Linked DNA regions of Homo sapiens: all the other regions are linked to region 2. A link is a contact called in ENCODE Hi-C or POLR2A ChIA-PET data. All regions are on one chromosome and are shown on one strand. The core of a region is the stretch at or near the end of the contact, and the rest is flanking DNA. Distances in the headings are between cores, read along the strand shown. Region 1 holds the start of SSR1 (signal sequence receptor subunit 1). Region 2 holds the start of NRN1 (neuritin 1). Region 3 holds the start of DSP-AS1 (DSP antisense RNA 1).

Evidence for each region. A loop is a pair of places that touch in the nucleus more often than their neighbours do. ChIA-PET counts read pairs that join two places held with the same protein, here RNA polymerase II (POLR2A). Pooled maps may share reads with other maps.
Region 1: a map of endothelial cell of umbilical vein shows a loop between it and region 2 (8-fold over the local background). The contact joins the promoter of SSR1 here to the promoter of NRN1 in region 2. A Hi-C loop is called at or near these places in 1 of 168 maps with a recorded cell type or tissue (endothelial cell of umbilical vein) and 7 of 50 pooled maps. POLR2A ChIA-PET finds 5 or more read pairs at or near these places in 1 of 52 experiments (K562).
Region 3: a map of naive thymus-derived CD4-positive, alpha-beta T cell shows a loop between it and region 2 (6-fold over the local background). The contact joins the promoter of DSP-AS1 here to the promoter of NRN1 in region 2. A Hi-C loop is called at or near these places in 1 of 168 maps with a recorded cell type or tissue (naive thymus-derived CD4-positive, alpha-beta T cell), 3 of 37 single-sample maps with no recorded cell type and 6 of 50 pooled maps. POLR2A ChIA-PET finds 5 or more read pairs at or near these places in 1 of 52 experiments (activated naive CD4-positive, alpha-beta T cell).

What each region holds. Positions count from the first base shown.
Region 1 is chr6:7,311,725-7,314,485 of GRCh38, reverse strand. It overlaps SSR1 (signal sequence receptor subunit 1), which reads left to right and starts at 1,287. Exons shown (of 8, transcript NM_003144.5): 1 at 1,287-1,444. The coding sequence starts at 1,366. RefSeq lists enhancers at 912-971, 982-1,051, 388-1,254, 1,255-2,123 and silencers at 1,542-1,651, 1,782-1,831.
Region 2 is chr6:6,005,454-6,008,224 of GRCh38, reverse strand. It overlaps NRN1 (neuritin 1), which reads left to right and starts at 1,300. Exons shown (of 3, transcript NM_016588.3): 1 at 1,300-1,530. The coding sequence starts at 1,476.
Region 3 is chr6:7,541,653-7,544,352 of GRCh38, reverse strand. It overlaps DSP-AS1 (DSP antisense RNA 1), which reads left to right and starts at 1,270. Exons shown (of 2, transcript NR_183331.1): 1 at 1,270-1,307. DSP (desmoplakin) reads right to left here and starts at 2,682. Exons shown (of 24, transcript NM_004415.4): 1 at 2,268-2,682. The coding sequence starts at 2,437.

The sequences.
Region 1 (2,761 bases), core at 38-2,537, 1.3 Mb before region 2:
AAGCTGCATTTACAGCCCCCAGGACAAGGAGACCTGAAGCGGAAACAATGCAGGAGTAGAACAGCAAATGTCCTAGGTCAGTAGTGTATGGAATCTGGAACCAGATAGCCTTGTTCAAATCTTGCATCTGCCGTTTGCTAGCGTTTTGAAGCTTTGAGTAAATTACTAACCTCTCTGGGTCTGTTTTCTCCTCAGTAAATAATATCCAGCTCATAGAGAGGTTTAGAAAATTAAATGAAAAAGCACAGCTCTAAGGAGGTGATTGACAATAGTAAGCATATGATTTATTTCCTCATCTTTATGACATCTCACTCTGGTCCAGACCAAGATTACTTAATATTCAGATTAATTTCATGAACTGCTATATTACTCCAGCAACTCAAATCCAAAATAGATGAAAAGGAAACTAAAGAAAACTGGACAGCCATTGCTGCACCTATTGTATAGTTACAAATGCTGACTACATACCAAAACACTGTTTAGGTGACTTATAATTCTGGAATGTCACATACGAATTTAAGAATTGCTGGCCAGGCGCAGTGGCTCACACCTGTAATCCCAGCACTTTGAGAGACCCAGGCGGGTGGATCACCTGAGGTCAGGAGTTTGAGATTAGTCTGGCCAACATGGTGAAACCCCCGTCTCCAGTAAAAATACAAAAATTAGCCGGGCGTAGTGGTGCGCGCCTGTAGTCCCAGCTGCTTAGGAGGCTGAGGCGGGAGAATCGCTTGAACCCGGGAGGCGGAGGTTGCGGTGAACAGAGATGGTGCCACTGAACTCTGGCCTGGGCGACAGAGCAAGACTTCGTCTCAAAAATAATAATTTAAGAATTGTCATTACTTAACCATGGGAGAGGGTGTGGGCAGACAGGGGACAAAGATTTTCCACTGTGTATTTTCATGGTTTTTCCTTTGAACAATGTCCTCTCTTCCAACAAAATTTTTTGCTTTTAAGTGCCACATAAAGGCAGCTCATGTTCCTTACATCGCCGTTATCAAGAGGATCGTCATTCAAATAAAGTAACCACTGACAATGCTAATTAATTGGAAGTAAAGAACTGGGCGGAAAGAACGGCTAACCGCAAGCTGCCGGGTCGCAACTGCGGCGGAAGGCGGACTCTCGCGGGAGCCACAAAGAGGCAGCAGCCGGCCACGTGACTTCCCGGTGGCCTGCTCTCCCCACCTCTCCGCGCTGAGCAGCCACGTCGGCGGCGGTCCCTGGTCCAGGGAGGGGCGTGGCAAAGGCCCGTGCGCGGTACGTGTCCCGCCCCTCGCTGCCCGGAGCCCGGATGAAGAGTAACGCCATTACCGCCGGAGCCGCCGAGAGCCTTAGCCGACGGAAACTGGACACTGGACCGGCAGCGCCATGAGACTCCTCCCCCGCTTGCTGCTGCTTCTCTTACTCGTGTTCCCTGCCACTGTCTTGTTCCGAGGCGGCCCCAGAGGTGAGGCTGGGGGAGTGTGCGGAGGGGATGGCCAGGAAGGAGATGCCAGTGATGGCAAGTTTGAAGTTGGAGGCGGTGGCCGCTCCGGGTCCTGGGGTCCGCGTCCACCCCGCTGGCCTCTCTCCGCCCTCTCCCCAAGCCTAGGCTCGTAGCAGCAGGGGTCCCCGCGGGCGCTGGAGACCCCGCTGCGGCCTGCCCCTTGCACGCGGAGCGCGGGGCCGTGCCCGGGCGACCTTGCTTCGTGGCCGGCCGAGGGCTGGGCTTGCTCCTCTTGCCCTGGACCCTCGCCTGCAGGAGCGGCCAGAACTGGAGGGTCCTCGGCTGCAGGAGGAGGCGCTGGACACGGCTGCGCTCCGAGCGCGCCGCAGCCGGGCTGTTTCTTTTGGCCACCTCCGGCTCCGCTCCACCCCCAGCCCCTCGCGCTCAGGGCTGACGTGTCTTTAGCTTCCACGCCGGGAGTCCGTCTTCATTCATTTGCCAAAACCCTTGTTTTCTACACATCTAAGCCATCAGAGTGTCTTGTTCAATGGTCATCTGCCTTGTTCACGCCCTGCTTGACCCGTATGTGTTACTAGGAGGCTTGATTTCAGAAAAACTACCCCATCGTCACCCCCGTTATCCGCCCCTGCTGCCAAGCAGACTGAAGAATCCCTGTGGGATGTCTCCCTTCTGCCTTCTTCCTCTTCTTGTCTTTCCATGGAACAATTTTTTGTTTGTGGAAACATCGTATTGTGCTGAAAAAATGTGGCCTACTTCGAGTGTTTTTAATACATAGATTTATTCTTTCAACAATTAACCCAGCAATTAAGTGTGAAAATAACTTAGCAGAATATAAAAATATGGCAACTTGACTTCCTGCACAGGTTTTGTCGTGAACTTCGACTTTCTAATTTGTAAAGTGAAATAATTAGTCTGACTAAGCATCCCTTTCATTCTGTAAGTTTAAGCAAGCTGTGTGTCTTAACGGTAGTGACAGGTATTCACGAGTTGTTTTGCGATGAAAAGTGAAGTGACTGGCTTCTGTTTAATGGCTAGAAAACCAAGTGGGAGAATTAAACAACTGTTAATGAGTTAATCTGCAGGTTTAACAAGATTTTTTACTTTAGGAGTCGTTTGCTGGTACTCTTTAAGCTTTTTAAAAGAAAACTTGACAAATGTAGTTTTAGTTTTAGAACTATTTATAACTATTTTCAAGTTATAAAAACTTTCAAGAAGCATGAATTCATTATCTAAACTGAATTAATATCTTGTAAACATTTTTTGTGAGAAACGGTTTTTGTGTTTGGTTTTTCCAGTTGAATGAAGACTGTTAGACTT
Region 2 (2,771 bases), core at 51-2,550:
AAGAAAACCAGAGCTTAAAGGCGTTTAGAAAGGAAATAGCCCTGTTAGTTTTTCGGTTTTGACTCAAGCTGTCGTCGATAGCAGCTTGCACCTAGCACAAAGCCAGCTGCAGAAGTATTTTGTTGCAGGGTAGGCTACACCTACACAGGGTCTGTGCCTGAGCATCAAAAGACAGTGCAGGTGTGTGTGGGTCCGGGTGTGCGTGTGCGTACGTGATGTACGTGTGTGCGTGTGGGTACGTGTGTGTGTAGCCCAACAAATAAGCCCAAGAGGCGCATCAAGATTAGAAAGAAGTCCGCACACCAGCGCTTGCCTTGGAAATTTCCTAAAGCGCTGAGAGTTGGTTGGTAAATCACTAGTATCCGAAAACTGTCTTATCAGAGGCTCCTTCCCCGGTGCCCTACTCGCCCCCTAAAACAGGTGTCGCTGTGTCCCTTGAAGCGGCCTTTGGCCCGCTGGGGCATCGCAGGTGGGTAAAATTCAGAGGACATTCGGTGTTTATTTCTGGGGCCCCACGTGTGCAAACCAAACCCCCGGGGCCTGGGCGTGTGCGCGCGCTCGCGTGCCTTGTGTGCGGGCGGGCATGGGGGCGCTCGGCGCGGCTGGCGGGCGTGCGCGCGCGCGTTTGTGTGTGTGTGTGTGTGTGTGTGTGTGTGTGCTCGTGCGGGGGGCCGGGCTGCGTGCTCACGCGCTCCAGGCTGCGCCCAGAGCTCAGCTGCTGGGTTGGAGAAAAAGAGGGTAGGCAAGCGCAGGGGGCGGGCGGCCGAGGAGCGCTTTCGAATTAATCGAGCTAGCTTAGCTGTTTTTCCCTCTCCCGCTCCTTTAAACCCCCCTGCATCGTAGAGAGCGGGCTGGATTCTCTGTGGTGCTGATGGAGGAGGGGGAGCAGGTTGAAACAATCGAGTGGGCGCGCCAGGACTCCCCAGCTCCTGGCGGGGAAGGGAGGGGGAGCCCCTGTTCTGCGCAGGGAGGCGGCGGGGCTGGGGGGCCCCCGGAACGAGGAAGAGGCAGGGGTGACCGCTAGAATAGGAAAGTGCTCACCCCCGGGAGGCAAAATTTCGTTCAGATCGCACATTAATTGGAGATATCTGATTAATTCCAGCTTCTGATGACTATAAATGGCGATTCTCTACCAAGGTGTCTATATTAAAAAAAAAATCATTCCGTGTCATCCCCCACGTCAGGCCTGCTCGTGGGCGTGAGGCTGTACTTCCTCCGCCCCCTTCTAATGGAGTGAACCATTCCCAGCTCTCCCCCCCCCCTCAGCCTCTCTCTCTCTCTCTCTTTCTCTCTCTCTCTCTCTTTCTGTCTCTTCCTCGCTCCCTCTCTTTCTCTCCTCCCTCTGCCTTCCCAGTGCATAAAGTCTCTGTCGCTCCCGGAACTTGTTGGCAATGCCTATTTTTTGGCTTTCCCCCGCGTTCTCTAAACTAACTATTTAAAGGTCTGCGGTCGCAAATGGTTTGACTAAACGTAGGATGGGACTTAAGTTGAACGGCAGATATATTTCACTGATCCTCGCGGTGCAAATAGGTAAGTGGCCGCTCAGCCCGGCTGGAGGCTGGAGGCGGGAGGCAGCCTGCCCCGGCCCGAGGCGCGGAGGGGGACTAGCGGGTCCGCGGCCGCCCCAGGGTGCGGAGAAGCCGGCAATCCCCCGAGGGTGGGGGCATCAGTTCCTGGGGACTAGCGCGTCCCAGATCGGTTTTTCCTAAAGCTATAGATTCCAAATGTTCGCCAGGAAATGTGTGCGGCCGGACATTTTCTGGACACGGTTTTTTTCCCCCTTTTTCCTGAGCACACATCCATTTTTGTTTCCCTTTCTGGGTTTATACCAGGTTTGGTGCGCTCTGGGGCAATGTACTGGCCCCTGCGATACTGCAAGATATGATTTTGAAGAGTCGAAATGTGAATGCAGGAATAAAATGGCTAGGCAGCCAGGACTGGAAAGTTTATGTGCTGAAAGCAAAGATATTCCAGGGCTCAGACTGCTGCATTTAGAACTTTGTCATTCTCCCGCCCCTCCTCCCCCCTATATCCTAGCTGCAGCGTTTGCACGGGCACCGCAGACCCGGCTGGTGGGCAAATCGAGAGTGATAGGGAACTTCAGACCACATATTTTAACATGCTTACCATTGAAGAGGATGAATTCAGCCAAATTTACGTAGATATACTTTTCTAGATGCATTTGCCTGCTACTTTACACATTGGTGTCTGCATTTTATATATAGGAAAGGGTTAAGAAGTGTTTGGAATATGTCATGTCGGGTGTTTGTTATTTTTGTTTGTTTGGGATTGGTTATGGAAGGAATTATTTAGTCCCCATTTTATGTTAAGGAATGTTGAGTTGTAGTTACGCTGTCAGGGGTCTTTTTAAAGTTCACATTTTTACCATCCAGAATGAAGAAAAGATATAGAAGAGGGCACTAGAAAACCCCCTTCTCCGACACTGGGTCAGAACATTAATTAACGTGGCCTAAAAGTGAAAGTGAAGCAGGTTATTAATAGAATGGACAACACGGGGGAAAAAAGAAACTCCTGAAACGGAATTGTTACCTCCTATCAGTTCAGGCTGTGGCATTCTTTGCAGACAAATCCTTGCAGTATTGGGGGAGGGGGTGCTTTAGGTAATTGGTTTGGGGCAAGAAAGGAGAATGCATAATATGTTTTTTCCATAAGAAATGTGAAGGAAACAAGGTTTGGAGTTCTCTAGACCTTAAAATGGATTCTTTGCAGTGGGGTTTTATGCAACTGACATGATTTTGAGATTTTATAAT
Region 3 (2,700 bases), core at 21-2,520, 1.5 Mb before region 2:
AAGTGCACGCCACAGCCAAACATATCCCTCCACACAAAACCAGAATGCCACCAGAAAAACTGCGACATGCCCTGCCTTCAGGCGGTCGCTATTATTTGAAAACGCAGAAGTCAGCATTTGTGGGCTATTTTGTAGTCAGTAGCACCACTGCAGGCTGGGTCAGGCTCGAGAGGAACCTCCATTGCCAGGATCCCCGGAAAGAATGACCGCCTCCCGACTCAAGCCCTGAGCTTGACGCCCTGCTGCCGGGCAGAGCAACATTAATGAGAAGAAAAAACATCCTTCCTCAAAGTCAGGTAATTTTTCACTTGGGTCTCTTTCCCCTTCCCAGAGAGATGTGAGACTTGACAAGTTTGTAAGTAGGCTTTAAGTTGGAAAAACAGAGCACGGGATGATACTACACAAGGAAAAAACATGGAGCCTGCCCAAAATTAAATGTTTCAATGGGGAATCCTAATAAAACATGTACCTTGATGCAGTTCATTAACCACTTAATTTATTAAAGTTTTACTCCCCTACAAAAGGTATAAGAAGCCAAGGGAGTGAAATATTCGATTAATAGTACTGATTATTGTCTATTTAAAAGATAAGAAATCCAAGCTAGCAAAAGCATAGTTATAAATAATAATCAAAATAAATACTTGGTTCATGAAAACGCCAAAAAGAGCTACTAAAGAGTCCTTCGCATTCTATTCTGACTTGGATTTAAACTGTGTGTAACCCACACATTTAAAGGATGTGCATCTCAAATCCTGGAGGACTGCGGGAGAAAATTTAAATTTCAGATTTAAATGGCTGGCAAAATTTTAAAACAAATGTAATGAAAACCCAAGTTTTCATTCCTTCTATTGCTTGGCACATTTTCCCTGGAAATCCCCAGACACATTTTGTTCAGGAAACAAAGAACTCCAAGATTGAGACAATTCTTTGCTAACTCAAAAAAAAAAAAAAAAAAAAAAGCGAAAATAGATTTTCAGGATGCCCCATAAATAAATAAATGAATCTAAGCAGAAAACAGGTTGCAACTCGAGTAGTCCCTGCCTTCAAAACTGCTTGCAAAACAAAACTCCCTGGAGCGCATTCAGGTTGCTCCTCCCAGGCCTAGGGCCACAACGCCTGGTAAATAACGTCCCGGCGCTCAGGGCCTCTTTCCCAAAAGCCCGACGTGGGAACAACTAGCAGGGGGCGGGGAGGTGGGGCGGGCTGCAAAACGCGCACGGCTCACGTGGGCATCTAGAGTCCAGCTCCCGAGACCCGGTCAAAGCAGGGACAGGATCTCTTCCCCACCCACCCAAATGACGCCCTCGGTCTGTTTCCGCTGGGATCCGGAGAAGCTGACCCTCTCACCGGGGGGTCTTCCCGGGGCGCCTAGGCCAGGGCGGGCCCCCAGCGTCGTCCTCTCCCACCCCCCCACTCCCCTGCCCACACATTCTGGATCAAAGCAGACATGCGGCCGGCGCTCTGCGATCCAAGGCACACTGGGGTCTTTCATCCGGTGTTTTTAAAAAGGAGGAAACAAAAGGCTCAGAGGCAGGGCCCCAGGTGCGCTCGCCCGCGGGGGCTGCGGCGCGGACGACCGAAGGTAACAGGCACGTCCCGGCCGAACTTCGAGACCCGGGCCCGGCAGCCGCCCCGGCGGGGAAGTTTCGTTTCCCGGACAGGGGAAGCCGAAGCGCCTCCTCGGGACAGGACCCCGCGCCGCCGGGACGCGCAGCCTTGATACAAACGTCCTTGGGTGGCCGAGGAGTCCAGGAGTCGTTGCAGTCGTGGTCTCGGGGTTACTGGGGATTGGGGGTGAGCCGGTAGAGACTGCGGAGCCCCGAGCACCACTCGGCCACCAGACAGGACCGGGGCCCCGCTCCTTTCCTCTTTTACTTTGATTACGGTTGGAGAGGTTGGGTTTTGTGGTCGCAGCCCCACCTCGCCTGACCTCCCATTCGCGGGCTGGGACAAAGGCGGCTGCAGCCGTGTCCAGCAGGCAGGGGACAGCCCCGCGCGGGCCCGACGCCCCCTCTGACCACCCGCCCGGGCTCGCGGGAGGGGAGAAAGGTACGACCGAGTCCCTGTTCGCAGGACAGGGGCCAACCTGTCCCCGCACGCGTCAGGACACCCGGTCCTGCTCCCAGCGCGGCCGGGAAGTTCTTTCGGGACCTGGGGCAAAAAAACCTTTCCACCTTCGGGACCCGAGTCTCCCAGTCGTCCAGAGGAGGACGGTCCCTCCCTGTCCCGCGAGCCCCGCAGCCCGCGCTCTCCGGGCAGGTACCCACCAGTAGCCGTCCGAGTTCTGGTCGGTGATCACGCCGCGCCGAGAATAGTACATCCTGCTGGTGCCCCCGCCGCCGCTGGTCACCTCGTAGCGCAGGTCCGGGCCAGACTCGGCGCGGATCATGCGGCCCAGAGTGTTGATCCGCGGGTGGGAGCCTCCGTTGCAGCTCATGTCGGCGGGCAATCGGGAGAGCGGCTCAGCGCCGAGGCATAAGCGAGGCGGGCCGGCGCGGAGAAAGCGGAGGGGGCCAAGGATAGGCGGACGGCCGGGGAACCGGGCGGGAGTGCGGAAGGCTCGCGAGGTCGCTGCTCGCTACCTGGGCCCTCCCGAGGCCGCTGCGAGCGCGGAGACGGCGACGGGCCGGGGGCAGGAGCGGGAGGAAAGCTGTGGCTCGGAGGGCGGCAAGGGCGCAGAGGAGCTGCGTCGGAGCTGGG